Regions from separate parts of the Mus musculus genome. Here all the other regions are linked to region 1. Evidence: chromatin loops called from intact Hi-C (ENCODE). Cell type or tissue: left cerebral cortex. All regions are shown on one strand.

Region 1 (2,500 bases):
GGTGGAACCTGGAGAAGCCAGATCTGACTTTGGATCCCATCACTGTTCTTAGGCTGAGCTTTCATCCTCTGTGTGATGGAATAAGACACATCGCACAGTGCTCAGGGAATCAGGTGAGACAATGGTCTGCCCTGTGGGGATCACTTGTGACATATTTGCTTCTGGGCCACTTGTCCTCCCAGTTACAGGATGCCCATCAGAACAGGGCACTTTCCAGACCCTGTGGCGTTCCAATGCCTGGCATGTAGGAGCCGTTTGGCAAGTGTGTGTCAGATTAACAAGTGAAACTGGGCATTTCCCATGACATTATTATGGAAAGGAAGAGAACAGCTAAAGTGCTTGAGAAATAGAGACACAAGATCATTATACTGGAAAAAGAAAGGTATTGGAGAAAGGTCAGGCCTGGTGGCACACACCCACACCTTTCATCAATCCTAGCACTCAGGAGCAGACACATCTCTTGTGAGTTCCTGGTTGGCATAGAGAGTTCTAGGCCAGCCAGGGTTACACAGTGACATTGTCTTAAAAAAAAAAAAGATACGAAGACAAAAAATGTGATTGAAAAAATATTTCTAAAAGATGTATTTGTATTTATATGTATGGTGTCTTGCCTGCACATACGTATGTGCCCCAATATGTGCAGTGACTGCAACATCTAGAGGAGGGCGTTTGATCCCTGGAACTAGCTGACGTCATCCCTCAGGCTGAGCAACACATTCCACTTCTCTGCAGGAGCAGCGAGCACTTGGAGCCCCGTCTCTGGGTACTAAAGAGAGATGTTTTTTTATCAACACAATTACCTAGCTACATCTGAGTTTGGTGCATCCAGTCTATCTTTAGATGAATTTAACATTTTATCTCAGATAATATTTTTTCAGGGATAACACTTTTAATCTTAGATTGCATGTATATATTTCTTATATGTGTGCATATATATTTTCAATATAATTATGTAATCCTCTTTTCTGGCTCCTATGAGATGTGACAATGACCTTTGCATCCTACTGTTCCCTTCTTTGACCCTTGACTTCGGTTTCCTGCTGTGCTCTGTCTCCGAGATGACACACTATGACACACTTAAAAATATTTCTGAGAATTAGTGACATTTACTTGTCTGGGAATATTTTAAAGATGAAAATATTGATTTGGTTTATTTTTGTTTCGAAGTCACTCAGCTTTTAAATGATATACTAGTTTTCCTCCCTTCAAAATTACAAAAATCTGGCACCAGCTGAGCATCAGTTTGGAGGTCTCTTAAGTTCACAGTGGATGTGCATTTTGGAGACAACTCTCAAAGCTACCACTAGATGGCGAAAATGCTCTATCAAAGTTAATAGGGCCCTGGGTGTTGAAATGGGCTCTGCGTTCTTCTGGGTGTAGAAACGAGACACGTAGGCGGGCTGTGTTCTCACGGTTTACGTAGGAATTAGCACATGTAGTATTACAGTTCCTACTATTATTTGTGTGCTTCAGATGCTTAAAGGGGGGTGTGGTGTATGTGTGTGTGTGTGTGTGTGTGTGTGTGTGTGTGTGTGTGTGTGTGTTTTGGTACACTTGCATGCAGAGGCCAGCCGTCCATGTTGGGTATCTTCCTCAATTGTTCCCAACTTTATTTTTAACTCTTATTTATTGATTTAACTCAAGTCATGAGGCTTGATGGCAAGCATTCTGACCTGCTAGGTCATCTCAGCAGACTTATTTTTTGAGACAGGGTCTCCCGCTGGTCCTAGAGCTTACTGATTCAGCTAGACTGACCAGCCAGCAAGCTGCCAGGGCCCTCCTGTCTCGTCCTCCTGGGCACTGGGATTATAAGTGCACTCTGCCATGTTGGGCTTTTTACGTGGCTTCTGGGATTAGAACTCGGGTCTTGTTGCGTGTGAGGCAAGCTTCACCAGCAGGCTCCTCGCCAGCCCTCTGGAGGGTTTTAGTGTGACACGTACATTCGGCTTTTCCCTTTAAGGTGAACTTCAGGTTCCTACATAGCATCTTCCCTGCCTTTTCCAACTCACCCCACTCATGAGTAAATTAATAATGAAGATGGAGTGTATCAGAGACTGTCTGGTGCCCAGGCACAGGCTATCCCGTGCTATGTCTTTACATGTGAAATTCTGTGGTGTGAAGATGTTCACATCACAGGATGGCTGAGGCATTGGTAAGGCAGTGAGGCTGCTGCTCCTGTCTGGAATCTACGGCTCTCACACAAACACACTGACAGTCAACAGCCATGTATGGCTCTCACACAAACACACTCACAGTCAACAGCCATGCAGGGCTCTCACAGGAACACATTCACAGTCAACAGCTGTGCGTGGCTCTCACATGAAAACACTTACAGTCAACAGCCACACATGGCTCTCACACAAACACATTCACAGTCAACAGCCATGCATGGCACTCGTCATACACTGCCTTGGTTGAAACGTGAGTCCAGTACTTCATCTCTCTCTAACATATCAGCATCTGAAGCTACAGTAAATTATAGTGCATGGCCCTGTTTGCC
Region 2 (2,500 bases), 1.2 Mb after region 1:
TTTGTTTCTTCTTTGACCACTAATATACTGCAACCAACCTTTCTAAATGACCAGCAACCTTCCACCTTGCCTCTTGGGGTCCTAGCGTTTACATCCCCTCTGAAAAGTTCCCAGAATTCCAAATATCATGAAATCACAGAAACTATCTGCAGCTGGCAAAACCACGCCTCTGCTAGAGCACGAGGCAAATCATAGTCAGCCGCTTCGGAGAATCTGAGGGAGCCCTACATCCCCACACCCGGGATTAACATGAAAGCATGTTATAATATAACTTTTAAAAAGAAACCAAAATTCCAGAGCTGTCACTACCCCAGAATCCAAGACTTTCTACCAGGGAGCCCTGTGCCCATCTCTTCTTGGCTCCTCACACCAGGTGGCATTAGGTTGGGCCAGGAGTCCACAGAGATGTCATCAGACTGTCAGGCACTAAAGTTAGAAGTGCATGTGATGGGGGCTGGAGAGATGGGTCAGCGGTTAAGAGCACCGGCTGCTCTTCCAGAGGTCCTGAGTTCAAATCCCAGCAACCACATGGTGGCTCACAACCATCTGTAAATGGATCTGATGCCCTCTGCTGGGGTGTCTGAAGACAGCTACAGTGTACTCACATATAATAAATGAAGAAGAAAGAAAAAGAAAGAAGTGCACGTGGTGGACCTCAGGCACCAGGGCCCAGGGCCCTAGCTTTGTTGGGGGCACAAAGGTCTTTTCATCACAGATCACTAAGGGAAACTCCCCAACAATAAACTCAGAAGCTATGACAGCCGTTTAATGCTGGCCTCTAGTCTGACCTGTGGAGACCAGGTGTTCTCTGGCCCTTTCCCTCTCTTCCTTTCATCTTGGGCTTTGCAGGGTCAGGGGTGTGTGTGAGATTAACAGGGGGCTGCCTGAGGGATGCTGGGGACTTCTCATGGGGGAGCATGGTGACATCTTACGGACACCCAGGGGTAACTGTGCTATTTCCTCACTGCGCCCAGCTGCGGACTCTGGCTGTGGGCTGCACCATCCTGTCTGCCTACTAACTTCTAGCCACTGCTTCCACAACTATTTAAAATACAGCTCCCCACCCCCAGGGTTCATTTACTGACGGCACCAGTGGGTGATCGGCCATCTCCCTCTAGTGGCAGAAGAGTGCACTTGCACAGTAAAAGAAGCATCCTGTTCTCAGGAAAGCACTGGGTTGAGCCCAGCCCTTGGGTCATCTGTATAGTGATGGGCATGGTGGGAGGTGGGGTCCCCGGCCTTGAGTCTGAGGTTCGGCATGCTCAGAGCTGGCTGTGTCCTAACTCTGCAAAGTGAGTAGCAGACAAAGGTTTGAGAAGGGGTGGGGCCACTGGCAGGAGGCGGCACGGAGGGCTTAACTGAGACTTGAGACTTGCTTATAGTCCAGGGTCAGGTGTGAGCACCATCTAAGCAGAGCCAGAGGACCCAAAGCCTTGGCCTCTTCTCATCTCTGCTCCAGGCCAGCCCCAGGCCAGAGTGGGGTCGTCGGAGAGGAAGTGGCTCCCGGGCAAAGGCTGGAGCACCCTCCTTGCGGGATAGGGAGTTCCAGGGAACACAGCCTTTCACCTGTTTGACATCTGCCCTCTGTGAGCTGAGGACCATTCTGTACTTGAATCCCTGATGCTATGTGAACCCTCCCCTGGTTCCCACACAATGGTTGGGACCATCCAGCAATCATAGTTAAAATTTTAATATAAGCAATTTCTTTAAAGTTCATGTTCTACCCAGTGGGCAAGGGTGGCAGACAAGCTACACACTCCCGAAAACTTTCTGTGTGGCCATCTGCAGTGGGCCCCAGCACTTCCCAGCACGCCAGGGCTGGTTCCTGCCTCTTAAGGTGAGAAAGTTAAGCCTCTAAGCACCTTGGTCTCTTAGGTACTGAGCTAGGAAGCTCACCATTGTTTCCTCTCAGATGGGAAAGCATCAGGCTGGTCCAGAAGTAGCTAGTAGCCCAGGCTAGCCTATGACTATCGGCAGTCCTCCAATCTCAGCCTCCTAGGATTACAGATGTGAGCCACCATGCCTCTACAAGACTGATAGCTATGAGTTCTTTCTAGACTGAGCTACTGTGATATTCCATGGCTCTCACCCTCCCTTCAGGAACCCTCCTAGGCTGGCACAGGGTCCAGCCTTCTTGGTTCTGTCATAGACAAGGACACAGCTTCCCTGATGTTACACAGTCAACATGGAAACAAGCTACGCATGAAGAAGCATGCTGGCAAGTGGGGACACGCTGGCCGAGGCTTCTACTGATGCCCCCTTTGCTGAGGACTGTCCCCTACAGCAGTGTTACCGTTGATGTGGGCATGCACATGCACCCTGAATTTTATCATAACTCCACAACCAGAATGTGGCAGAGAAAGGAAGGCTTGAAAAAGTGTTCTCATAGCGTGTTCTGTGTTGGGGATGGGGTGGGGATGGAGGGGAGGGGAGGTAGATAGGAAGGGGGAGAGGGAGGGAAGGCGGGATGGAGAGAGGGAGAGAGAATGCAGACAGCAGT
Region 3 (2,500 bases), 1.2 Mb after region 1:
GGGAGGGTTGTGCTCTCCATCCTCCCTATCCTGGGAAGGTTGTGCTCTCCATACTCCCTGTCCTGGGAAGAGTGTGCTCCCTGTCCTCCCTGTCCTGGGAAGGTTGTGCTCTCCATACTCCCTATCCTGGAAAGGGTGTGCTCTCCATCCTCCCTGTCCTGGGAAGGGTGTGCTCTCTGTGCTCCCTGTCCCACTTAACAGCACTGACAGACTTGAGGCAGCTTTGATGGAGGCAGTGACTCACTCTCAGTGGTACTGAGGAGGCAGGATCCTCATCTTCCTGTACTGCCCACCTGACCGGTTCATAAGAAAGAGCCTATCACCACAGTCCCTGCAGCCACTGCTTATTTTGGTCTCTGCTAAAGCCATGGAATCAATATCTAAACAGTGTCACCTCTGTCCTTGTTGTGGTCACAGCCGGGATTCTGCCCTCTGTCCTCCTGACTCCCACTCCTCCGTTATTACACACCTTTTCTGCATTCCTTTTCCAAACACTCCTGACCCCCACGTATACTCTCCCCCCTCCACTCTTCCCACCCTCATGTATACTCCCTCCTGATGCCCCTTACAGTTCAACCTGGACAGAAATTGCTTCTTGTAGGGCTGAGACAGAGGAGGAAAAAAAAATGACTCCTCCAGAATAGAGACCATGAACAAGGTGTGCAGTTATCATCAGAGGGAAAGTGGCTACCCGCCCACCCCAAAGGGCCCAGAAGAGGTATGGGTGTGGGCACTGGGAACACATGGGGCAGGGGTGGCACCTTCCTCGAGGTGTCGGGCCTGGTTTGTCAGATGAATTATGTCCCTAAAGACACACTGAGGCTCCAAGCCCCCGTCCTAGTGAATGTCGCCTTGTTTGGAAACCAGGTTTCAGTGACCAACTGAAGTGGGTCCTACTCTATGTAGTAGGACTCGTGACTTTCTAAGAGGGACACACACGGAGAGCACCGTGAGATGCCAGGACAGAGACTGGAGTGACAAGGACAAAAGCCAAGGAGAGTGGAGGACAGATGGCCACTGGACTCAAAAAAGGAACAATTGTTCCTGTGACCGTCCAAGGACATGAGGCCCTCCCAAGCCCTTGTTTCCAACTCCAGCTTTGAGAACATGGGACAATGCCCGCCTGTTGCTTGGGAGACTTTGATAAAGCAGTCTAGACAGCCAATGCAGTATCTGCTGCCCCTCCCCCACTCCCCCCAGCCAGAAGGAACCATGGGAGTGGAGCGGAGAGGGGGCACCAGAGCTGCAGTTGGCAGCAAAGGCTCCTCAGGCTACGTTCCCTAGGAGCATGGGGAATCACTGTCCTGTGGATCAGCCTTCTCCGGCTGCCTCCTGAAGACACAAGGATCCTTCGCACCATGGTACTTTGAAAGCTCACCTGCCAGGCACTCCTGGAGAGTATGGAACACTCACTGAGACACAAGTTTTGGAAAGCTGAACACCGGGCTTAGCAAGATGGCCTGGCACAGAGAGGTGACTGCAGTTTGATCCCCAGAACCCATGGTGGGTGGAAGGAGAAGACAGACTTCAGAGAATTGTCCTCCGTTCTCCACATGATATACAGTGTGTACACGCACACATACCATACACTATAAAACAATAATAAAGAAGATTTAAATACACAATACAATCTAATTAAAAGCAACCCCCACAGCACTGACTGTTCTCAGTAGACACATTTGACTCGGTCTGACTCAAGCTCTCATTTCCTATAAGGCAGGGATCCTTTGTGTGTGTGTGTGTGTGTGTGTGTGTGTGTGTGTGTGTGTGTGTATGTGTGTGTGTGTGTGTGTGTGTGTGTGTGTGTGTGTGTGTGTGTATGTGTGTGTGTGTGTGTGTGTGTATGTGTGTGTGAGTGTGTGTGTGTGTGAGTGTGTGTGTGTGTATGTGTGTGTGAGTGTGTGTGTGTGTGTGTGTGTGTGTGTGTGTGTGTGTATGTGTGTGTGAGTGTGTGTGTGTGTGTGTTGGGGGTGGGAGGCAGGACTCTCCACATCAGAACCCTGTCATGGATCACCCTCCGAATTGCTACTCTCCTTGAATTATTTGGGTCCCAGAATCCTTTGAATTCCCATGAATGCCCAAATCCTCCCCACCCCGAGGTGCCCGTGGACACTTTTCCTGCTGTCTTGAGAGGTCACAAGCCGCTGGCCCGAGCTGTGGCTGCTGCATCCGTGACAGACGCTTGTCGCACAGACTGACGGGAAGGTTTGGAGAGAGTGCTCATGACTAGCTTGTGACATGGTGACCTTGATATTCCTGGCATACAGACCTCCTTTCTCCACAGGAATTCCTGTGCCTTTTAAGGCAGGGAGACCTCAGGCTTTGGAGCTCTCTGTCCTCGGAGAGTAGGGCCTCACCCTCTCTGGCCACTGCAGACTCCTTATCTCTTCCTCTTGTCTCCGCCTCTCAATTTAAAGGGCAGAGGGGAAGAGGCAAGTAAGAAATGAACTGAGCCACAAAATGTCACTGCCCGTTACACTGTAACATCTGATCTCACACA

What was found. Hi-C counts contacts between places; a loop is a spot of excess contacts. Peaks named below come from ENCODE experiments on the same cell type or tissue, not always from the same donor. Only the 100,000 strongest peaks of a DNase experiment are listed, where the experiment ranks them.
Region 2: it touches region 1 in a loop (4-fold over the local background); 6 of 42 quality-filtered maps call a loop at or near these places.
Region 3: a loop joins it to region 1, with 4 times the contacts of the local background. A loop is called at or near these places in 4 of 42 quality-filtered maps.

What each region holds. Positions count from the first base shown.
Region 1 is chr16:93,542,744-93,545,243 of GRCm38, reverse strand. No RefSeq gene overlaps it. Among named protein-coding and RNA genes, the nearest start is that of Gm30695, 13 kb to the right of the region's middle. In left cerebral cortex, a CTCF peak has its summit at 1,282 (motif pointing right); a DNase peak (open chromatin) is centred at 1,319.
Region 2 is chr16:92,313,041-92,315,540 of GRCm38, reverse strand. It overlaps Smim11 (small integral membrane protein 11), which reads right to left. Exons shown (of 4, transcript NM_138743.2): 4 at 2,500. Among named protein-coding and RNA genes, the nearest start is that of 1700048M11Rik, 1.8 kb to the right of the region's middle. In left cerebral cortex, CTCF peaks have their summits at 542 (motif pointing left) and 1,132 (motif pointing left); DNase peaks (open chromatin) are centred at 543 and 1,098.
Region 3 is chr16:92,345,156-92,347,655 of GRCm38, reverse strand. It overlaps Kcne1 (potassium voltage-gated channel, Isk-related subfamily, member 1), which reads left to right. Exons shown (of 2, transcript NM_001362456.1): 2 at 1-1,655. Among named protein-coding and RNA genes, the nearest start is that of Gm30163, 11 kb to the left of the region's middle. RefSeq lists an enhancer at 2,009-2,500. In left cerebral cortex, no CTCF peak of the experiment used is centred here; a DNase peak (open chromatin) is centred at 1,182.